2 separate regions of the Homo sapiens genome follow, and region 2 is linked to region 1. Evidence: read pairs that join two places in POLR2A ChIA-PET (ENCODE). Cell type or tissue: CD4-positive, alpha-beta T cell. All regions are shown on one strand.

Region 1 (5,000 bases):
TCACTGAGTTGAAATTTGACCAAAAGATCTGAAGGAAATAAGGCATGAGCCATGCAGAAAGTTAGAGTAAGAAGGAAGAACCAATGCAAAGGCCCTGAGGCAAGAGTATGTCTGTCTCTATTGTTCAAAGAATGGTAAGAAAGCCAGTGGGGCAGGGTGAGCAGGTGGAGAGGAAATGAGGCTAAGACAGTAACTGGGAGCCAAGTCATATGTGATCTTGTGGGCCACTCTAAGGGCTTTGGCTTTTTCCCTGAGAGATATGTAAAGCCACTGAACAATTTTGAACAGAAGAGTTATATAATTTGGATTTACGTTTTGAAAGGATCACTCCGGCTTCCTGTTTAGAATAAACTGTAGACAGGCAAGGGCAAAAGCAGGGCAATCAGTTAGGCTATTATCTCACCAGGCAAGAGACGATGGTAACGTGGATCAGGGTGGTAGGTGCAGAGGTAATGAAAAGTATCTGAATGTTGGATTTGTTTTAAAGGTAGAACCGACAGGATATGCTGACAGATTCCATGTAAGTGAAACTTGTTAAATTTAAAATGCCTATTAGATATCTAAAATGTTAATTAAGAGGTTAGATATGCAAGTCTAAAATTCAGGGAGAAATCTAAGCTGGAAACACAAATTTGAGTTGTCAATAAATAGATGATAGTTAAAATTATGTAAGTGGACTTTTAATGCCATGAGATATTCAATAAACAAAGCTCCCAGTGAATAGTAACTGCCATTATAACCCCGTTTTGTTCGTTTTTTCCCCCAGCTTCCCAAGCTTATAAACCCCTTTTTATTCTTAAGGTATTGGAGATAATTGCCAACTTCTAAACTTCAGTGCCCAACCTCTAACCCTGTCCCCACCCCTCAAGAAAAATTTGATTTTCTGATCTTGTATCCTTCTTTACTGTTGTCCTTCTTTTCAAATTTGCAATTAAAACATCAGATAAGTGAAGGCACGCTGGTGTTAAGTAGTAAAGGTACCAATTTTAGAGTTGGATTTAGGTTTGAATCTTCTCTCTCTCAGCCATTTACTAGTTCTGTGACCTTTTACCCTCAATTTTCTTATCTATACGATGGTACTAATAGTACCTATCTTAAAAGATTGTTATCTTATCGATGGTAAGACATCTACTTATTGCTTTATTCAACAAAAACTTACTGAGCATCCATTACATGCCTAGCACTGTGCTCAGCATTAGGGTTACAGCAGTGAACAGGCACTGGTACTATCCTCATGGAGCTTATAGCCTAAGGGACCATAGTATTTCTAAAGCACCTAGACAAAATTTAAATTTTTTTAAATCACCTAAATAAAATAAATATGTAAAGAACCTCACACAATGCCTAGCAAATAGTAGGTGCTAAGTGACAGTATATATTATTTTATAATTAAAACATCATAAGCCCTCACAGAACAATACGCTTTAGAATTGGCAAATCTTTGGAAATCAAAAGGTCCAATTTTCTCATTTAATAGAAGAGCAGATTAACTAGCTCCATAATAAACTTATTCAGGACACCTATTCAGTCAGGGCATATGCTAGCTGCTCAGGATACAAGGATGAGTAAAACACAGTCCCTACCTTACATCAAGTAAATATGCAAAGGGAGAATGACTCGCCTGAGGTAACCTAGTTCATCTCTTAGACTGGAAATCATGTCTTCTAATTCTCAGTGTTTTGCTCTTTCCACTGAATCAAAATTATTCAACTCAAATAAAAATACTTAGGAAGAAGCCTACCACTGTGCCAAAGAGAGTGCATCCTACAGCTCAGCAATTCCTCACGAGTAGTTTGTCAAAAAGGATAAGCCCCTCTGGGCCTGGAAGCTGATTCTTTTTTTCCTCTGTAACAGTCCATAGCACACAGCAGCTAGGGCCTCAGGGGCCCTGGTAAGAAGTTACAGAAAGATGCAGAAAAATAGAGTAAAAGCCTGAAACCACCAGAGCCACTGGTAAGTAAAGAAAAGGTAGAGCAAGGCCAGACCAAGACCCTCCTCCCTCATCCCAGATATTAAGTCATGTTCCCTCCAGGCTAGCACTAGCCCCAGAACTCTACCTTTGTCCCTCTAGGCCACCCACCCTGCCCCCTGCAAGGGCCCTCTTTAGAGTTTCAACATTAAGCTCCATTTAATGGAAAAAAAATAGCACTGGGAAGCAGAAAGAATACATCATGCAGTTCCAGAAACCTGGCTGAAACTGGCTCCACCACTAACTAGCTGAATGTTTCTTAACTCATCTGTTTCTGCATTTGGAAAATAGGGACAATACTCACTTCTGGGAACTGTGGTGAGCATCAGAGATGTGTCTAATGTATCTAGAAAAATGCCTGGCATGCAGCGGTTACTCAATAAATGGTGCAATGATTACTTATGAATGACAAGGTCTCCCTTGTCTGCCCCATGCTCTAGTGACCGCAGGCTTCAGCAGAGCAGCACAGTTTAAGACTCCCACAATAGTATGAAGTATTCAGGGAGATGTGGCACCTTCACTGGCTACATTTCTCAATCTCTTCTCCCCACAACCTATACCAGCTCAGGTCTCCACTCCACCCCTCCACCTTTAAAAAAAAAAAAAAATCTTTGAACCTGCCTCCTCTGCTGCCTCTTCAAAATACCACCCTCTTTCCTTCCTTCCCTCGCAACTATATTTCTCAAAAAAGTCTTTTGTTCTACATCTTTGCCTCATACTGACTCCCTAAGCCACAGCAGTCTAGCTTCTGTCCCCACCCCTCCACTGAAACTGCTGTCACCATGGTCACCAATGACTCAGTAGCCTCATTTCAGGCTCACCCTACCTGTTCTCTGCTGCAACAGACACTATTGCTTTCTTTTAGAAACTTTTCTCATTCCTGGCTTCCCAGACAGTACTTTCTCTTGCCTCTCTGATTGCCCCTCCTCAGGCTCCCTCCCTAACTTTTCTGTCCACACATATCAGAGTTCCTCTCTGCTCTATCCTTAACCCCCTTTCTTTCCCCATTTTATAAATTTTACTCAGGTGATCTCATCTACTTCTACAGTCTCTACTATTTCTTAGAGTTCATGATTCTCTCATGTCTATTCCTACCTCTCTCAGGAACTCCAAAACTCATGTCTTCTCCCCCAACTACCAGATATTTTCTCATGGATATCACCCATAACCATCTCAAGAGCAGCATTAACTTCCCCGGCTCTCTCTCTTGTATTCCATGTGTTAACAGCATCACAGTAATGCCCAGTCACCTAACACTGCCTCCTTCATCCTTCCGTCACACAATTTAAATCAACCCCCATGACCACTACCCTTGTTCCAGCCTCATCATCTGCTACTGCAAATCTTCTGGCTGCCTTCCCTGCCTCTAGTTATAATCTATACATTCTAAGCACAGGCATATAAGAGGTCTTCCTAAAAAAAACACTCTGGTCATGTCACACCCATCTTAAATATCGACGGTAAAGCTTAACTCCAATAGGATTTAAGCTCTTTACCATAAAATACAAGGTCATTCGGGATCTGGCCCTTCACACACACCCAGCTTCATCTCGTGCCACTCCCTCCAAGTAGTCCAACACTCCAGTTCAGGGAACAACTCGTCATTCACTGAATATGCCATGCACTTCCACAGTCACACTGCCCAGAATATGCTCCAGGGCACTCTGTCTGGCACAACCCTGGTCATCCTTACAGGGTGGCATCTTTGATATTGCTAAGTATTTAGACCCTCCTTCCTTTCTCTCCCAGTATATTTTCTTTTTTTTTTTTTTTTTTTTTTTGAGACAGAGTCTCACTCTGTCACCCAGGCTGGAGTACAGTGGAGCGATCTCGGCTCACTGCAACCTCTGCCTCCCGGGTTCAAGCAATTCTCCTGCCTCAGCCTCCTGTCTAGCTGAGATTACAGGCACATACCACCACACCCAGCTAATTTTTGTATTTTTAGTAGAGATGGGGTTTCACCATATTGGTCAGGCTGGTCTCGAACTGCTGACCTCGTGATCTACCCGCCTCAGCCTCCCAAAGTGCTGGGATTACAGGCGTGAGCCACCAAGCCCAGCCTTTCCCAGGACATTTTCTATGTACCTCTATTGTAGCACTTGTGACACTGTACAGAGTGCACTTGTTTATGGGTGTCTCAGTAACCTGCAGGTTGTTCATGGACACAGACTATGTCTTTCACATCTCTGCACCCCAACCCACTTGCCCAGCCTCTCAAGATAAGCAACCAGACTATCAGTCCTAACAGGGGATACTCCCCCTATAGCAGGAGAGCAAATTCTAATGACAACAGGAAGTCTCAATAGTTTCAACTTCCCCTCTTGCAAATGCTTCCAGATGGACTGACCCCACAAGAGCTATTTCCTACCTGGTTCCTGGGGCCCCTATGCCTGGTACAGCCTGTTCAATAGAAAGAGGAGAGCTTCCTTAAGGTTAAAATTCTTTGGAAAATGATTTCTAAAATGGGCTGAGCTGACAGGTAGGACTGCCAACTGACAGAGCCATCTCAGGAAGTAATTTGTGAAATAACTCCAAGACCTTTATACATCTTCCAAAGCAACTGGGATGGTTGCTACAACACCCTGTGGCTGGTCTTCTTGCCTTCCATCAAGGCTTGGGAAATTGCCCTGCATCACAATACTTACAAACAAGTTGCTTCACTAGGCAGAAATCTATAATGACTTCTCATTGCTTAAAACTGTAAACCAGAGTGATTAGGAACAAGCACACTGAAAACATATTACCTGGGCCCGAATCCCACCTCTACCACTTATTAGCCATGTGAGTTTGGGCAAATTATTTCAGTTCTCTAGGCCTCAGTTTTCCCATCTTTAAAACAGTAAAATAATAGTACCTACTTTCATAGGGTTGGTACAAAGATTAAATAAGCTAATCTGAATAAACTACTAATAAAAATTAAATAAGCTTAGCATTAAAAATGCAAAGAATAGTACCTGGCACATGGTAAGAACTTAATAAATTATATATAAACATGTTCAGGTTCCAAGTCCCTCTGTCATTCATAGCCTGA
Region 2 (5,000 bases), 70 kb after region 1:
AAGGAGTTGCATATCAGTACCTCCAAAGGCAACAGTGAACATCATGGCTCTGACTCTTCCTCCCCCAAGAGACTGCTCATAGCAGTGCCCCTCACTCTGGGCCCTTGTGTCTTACCAGCCTCAATTTGACAGGTCCGAGTAGTCTGTACATACATATCTGTCCAGGGATAGTACTGCCCTTTCCCCAAGCACAAGGACTGTTAGAGCTTGAGAGATAAGAAGGCAGAGAATGTTGGGGATTTTGCCAGGGGGTAGTAAGATGGGGGAGTACCCTGTCTCCTACTCCAGCTCTGCCTCACTGACAGTGGAAAATAGATGCCGGAGTTTCCTCCCTGGTGTTATTTTCCCTTGTGGAAACCCCCTCAGGCCTCGGGCGGGGCTAAAGGGACTGGGCAGCCCTGGGTCTCTCTGTGGGTATTTTCAGGTGGGGGTGCCAGGATTTGCAGGATGGCACTTCTGTACAGCCTCATGTGAAATTAGCAAAGGCAAAGGAAGTGCCACTTCACAGGCCTTTGGTGGGGCCCAGGGACTGCTGAGCTGCTGCTAGGCGGGGAGGAGGAAGCCAGTGTGCACCCTTCCTCTGTGCTGCGTGGGGGAGGGGGCAGCTTCCTTGGCTCCCCCAGCCAGAGCTGTCCTGGTCCTGAGGCTCAGCTTTTTTTTTTTTTTTTTTTTTTTTTTTTTGAGATGGAGTCTTGCTCTGTCACCCAGGCTGGAGTGCAATGGCGCGATCTCAGCTCACCACAACCTCCACCTCCCGGGTTCAAGCCATTCTCCTGTGTCAGCCTCCCAGGTAGCGGGGACTACCGGCATGCACCACCAGGCCCAGCTAATTTTTTTTGTATTTTTTAGTAGAGATGGGGTTTCACCATGCTGGCCAGGCTGGTCTCGAATTCCTGACCTCAAGTGATCTGCCAGCCTCAGCCTCCCAAAGTGCTGGGATTACAGATGTGAGCCACCATGCCCAGCTGAGGCTCACCTTTTATGGAACACTTAGGGTGCTGGGACAGTGAGGGAAGAAGGTTGGGAACTAGGACTTAGTGAAAGGGTCCTAGACTGCCCCCAGCCTTCCCAGCTACCACTGTCTCGTTTCCTAGTGGGTGGCATCAACTCTTCTCTTTTCCTACCTGCTGCTGCAATGTAGGATCCTCTCCAAAGGCTGAAGGATGAATGACAAGAGGTGGAGAGTCCTCCAGCATGGATTTTTTCTTTCTTTTTTTTTTTTTTTTGGAGATGGAGTCTTGCTCTGTGGCCCAGGCTGGAATGCAGTAGCATGATCTCTGCTCACTGCAACCTCTGCCTCCTGGGTTCAAGTGATTGTCCTCCCTCAGCCTCCTGAGTAGCTGGGATTACAGGCGTAATCCCACCACTACGCCCAGCTAATTTTTGTATTTTTAGTAGAGACGGGGTTTCACCATGTTGGCCAGGCTGGTTTCGAACTCCTGATCTCAAGTGGTCTGCCTGCCTTGGCCTCCCAAAGTGCTGGGATTACAGACGTGAGCCACGGCACCCGGGGGATTTTTTTTTTTTTTTTAAGGCTAGGAACTGGGCTCTCTTGGGTTCTTCCCTGCTGATGGGGAGAAAGGGAAGAAAGAGACTCAGCCCTTGGCCTGGTCCCAGTCCCACACTGACCTCATGTCTCCCCCAGCTTCCTCCTCCCAGCCCAGCTGCAGCCAGCTGCAGCCCCTTTGAGCCTCTTTATATCACCTCTCCTCTATTCCTCCCTTCAAAACAAACAAACAAACAAACTTGTAGAGCTTTGGAAGTGTTTCCAACAGTGCCCCTGTCCCTTGCCATGTCTTTGACCAAGGGTCCTCGGATATTCCCAGTCTGTAGCCTGTCGGGACCACTTTTCCTTCCCATCTTCCTCATCATCTCTGAGCTAGATCTGCCAGCTTCACCTCTCACCCTTCCAGTTGAAGACAAGACAGTATAGCTTATGTGTTTATTACCCCAACTTTGGGCTCTTCAGGGTGAATGAGAAAGAAGTTGGTTACTTATGTCTTGTGTCTTCTGGTCCTAGAGGTTCTTCCTTGTTCCCAGCATCAGAGTCTGTGGATTGATGGGGGAGGAGGGGTATGTCATTCTACAGCTTTTGCTCAGCCCTTCCCTGGGCTTCTGGAAATAAACAGAAGGTCAGACTACCCTCCCCCTGAAGCATCCAGTTAGTTCAGCACAATGAAAAGTACGGTCAATGCTGGGAAAGGTAAGGCAGAAGAGGGGGTTGCTGTGATGTCCTGGAGAAGCTGGGGAACAGTACTGGGCCTGAAGGACAGGAAGGATCTGAAGGGGGGTGAGTCGCATTCCAGGAAGAGGAACTCCCATATGCAAAGACATGATTGCATCGACTTCATTCAGTCATTTACTGACAGCTACTACATGGTGTGCTCAGCTTAGGGTGCTCAGCAAGGTCCAGTCAACCAGGACCTTGCCCTCTAGACACTCCCATTCTAATAACAAGAGATAAGATTCACATCAGCCTCTCCAAGCCTGTGAGAGAGACAGGGACCAGACTTTGGATAGGATAAGTCACTTCTGACTTGGATAATTTACGCTTTCCTGGAAGAGGCAGCAATGGTGCATGGTTCCATATTACTACTTGGTGTATTTTACGGAAGAGAATATGGAGGCCCCTTTGTAGAGGATCAGGATTGGAATGGCCAGAGATGGATTGTAGTTATAATGAGGTTCAGGGAGGGCTGCAGAAAGGGAGCCCCATGTTAGGGAGGCAGGTTATAGAAGGCTGAGGTAAGTTCCCATCACCTCCATACTCGCCTATCTTTTAAGAGTCCGTTCCTCCCCTCCCCCACTCCCAGTTGGGACACTTCCCCTGCTGTAACAGCCACAGAGATCTGGCAATCAGGCTGCTTCCTTTCCCTCCCCCATTCTGGGCCTGCCTGGGCCACACCCCAAGGCCAGGCCCCACTGGGTACAAGCCGGGCTCCAGGGACCACATTCAGATAGGGTTAGACCCCCATGGGCTATACTTCCTGCCGGAGCCAGGTCAGCCTGGTACTGGGAAGAGAGATTTTTGCCTATTTCAGGCATAGCTTTTGCCTGTCATTGCTGTCCGATGAGATTCAGCATTGCAGTCTTGTCTGTTGGGGGGTGGGCAGGGAGTGTCCGATACTGGGCTTCAGAGAAGTCTCTCCATATCTCAGTGATGAGGGCTGGTACAAGCAGATCAAAAGGCAATGGTTGTACAGTCCTGTGTGCCTAGCCCTATACTTAGAGGTTTTTTTTTGTCATTTAGTCCAGAGAAGCCAAGGCTTCAGTACTGAAGGGCATGTACAGCTGGGAAACTTACGTATGACTGTTGGAAAAGGAGAATCACACAGAGCCAAAGCAGGGTTAAAAGGGGTGGCCATGGGTGCAGTGGCTTACTCCTGTAATCCCAGCACTTTCAGAGGCCAAGGCAGGTGGATCACTTGAGGCCAGGTGTTCAAGACCAGCCTGGCCAACATGATGAAATCCTGTCTCTACTAAAAATACAAAAATTAGCTGGGCATGATGGCACATGCATGTAATCCCAATAACTCAGGAGGCTGAGGCAGGAGAATCACTTGAACCCGGGAGGTGGAGATTGCAGTGAGCTGAGATCGCGACACTGCACTCTAACCTGGGCGACAGGTAGCCATGCAATGGATATCCAAAGAAGAATTCAGTAACCTTATGCAACTGTGAGACTTAAGTTAGGCCTTAAGGAGTAAGGAAGATTAGAGAAGGGAGAGGGAATGGCAGCAGAGGGAAAAACAAAGAGTAAAAGTTCAGAGGCAAGAATGATCCTGGCTTGTTTGCAGAGGACATTGAAAATCCCTCTGGAACAGGGAGCTGGGAACTCACACTTGCAAAGTACCTACATTGTGCACATATTATACATTAATGCACTTAGTCCTTATAACAGTGCTATGTGGTAGGTACTGTACGTTGCCACTGCATTTGAAAGATAAGGAAATTGAAGCTTAGAGAGGCAAATCATCAGAAGCTCAGGGTCACACAGCTGGTAAGAGGCAGAACTAGGATTCAAACCCAAGTCTACGTAACTCTAATATCCCTTATCAAATTGTGAAGAACTCTGAATGCCAGTATGAGGGACCAGGCATGATCTGAATTGGGACTAAAAAGCCAGAATAAGTCATTGTAATTTGTCTAATAACATACAGATCTGGCCAGGCATGGTGGCCCACGCCCATAATCCCAGCACTTTGGGAGGGCTAGTCAGGAGGATCACTTGAGACCAGGAGTTCAAGACCAGCCTGGGCAACATGGCAAGACCCTGTCTCTACAAACAAACAAAAAGATGCATTAAAAATACAAAAATTAGCCAGGTGTGGTGGTGCCTGCCTGTAGTCCCAGCTACTCAGGAGGCTGAGGTAGGATGCCTTGAGCCTGGGAGGTTGAGACTACAGTGAGCTGTGATGGCACCACTGCATTTCAGCCTGGGCAACAGAACAAGACCTTGCTCCAAAAGAAAAAACAAAACAAAACAGATTGGCAACCATTGATTTACTAAATAACTTTTTTTTTTTTTGAGACATGGGGTCTTGCTGTGTTGCTCAGGCTGGAGTGCAGTGGCTACTCACAGGGACGATAACCTTGACTAGTGTACACACTACAACCCTTCACTCCTGGGCCCAGCCTCCCTAGTAGCTGGGACTGCAGGTGCACCACTGAGCTGGGCTTAATGATTCTTTTGAAAAAGCCACTTAGTGAATAAGTCATTGTTGAACCCCGCTCCAGATAGGTCACACTCCTGGTTTGGTGTCCTGCAGCACTGACATCCCTTCTTCCTGTTTGGCACAGTTTAGACTCTATATGCCCTCCTGAAATGGGCTATGGTAACTTATTCAACCCAGTTCAGGCCAGAGGATTTCAGAAAGAAGAGTTGTTTTGGGAGAGAGGATAAAGGTCTGAACTAGACCTGAGTAGGGAGGACTGGGCTGATCCCCTACCACAGATACAGGCATACTCAGTGCTTCCTGCCTTCTGGGATGAAAGGCTTT

Evidence for each region. ChIA-PET counts read pairs that join two places held together with the same protein. Peaks named below come from ENCODE experiments on the same cell type or tissue, not always from the same donor. Only the 100,000 strongest peaks of a DNase experiment are listed, where the experiment ranks them.
Region 2: POLR2A ChIA-PET joins it to region 1 with 6 read pairs; 14 of 35 experiments call an interaction of 5 or more read pairs at or near these places.

The regions. Positions count from the first base shown.
Region 1 is chr11:3,902,947-3,907,946 of GRCh38, reverse strand. The region is part of intron 1 of STIM1 (stromal interaction molecule 1); the gene reads right to left. Among named protein-coding and RNA genes, the nearest start is that of PPIAP40, 12 kb to the right of the region's middle. RefSeq lists a silencer at 4,074-4,368 and an enhancer at 4,074-4,368. In CD4-positive, alpha-beta T cell, no CTCF peak of the experiment used is centred here; a DNase peak (open chromatin) is centred at 2,716; H3K27ac peaks cover 1,700 bases.
Region 2 is chr11:3,832,584-3,837,583 of GRCh38, reverse strand. All of the region lies in intron 1 of RHOG (ras homolog family member G), which reads left to right. It overlaps LOC124902619 (a long non-coding RNA gene), which reads right to left and starts at 307. Exons shown (of 2, transcript XR_007062560.1): 1 at 1-307. In CD4-positive, alpha-beta T cell, no CTCF peak of the experiment used is centred here; DNase peaks (open chromatin) are centred at 553 and 2,838; H3K4me3 peaks cover 2,163 bases; H3K27ac peaks cover 3,800 bases.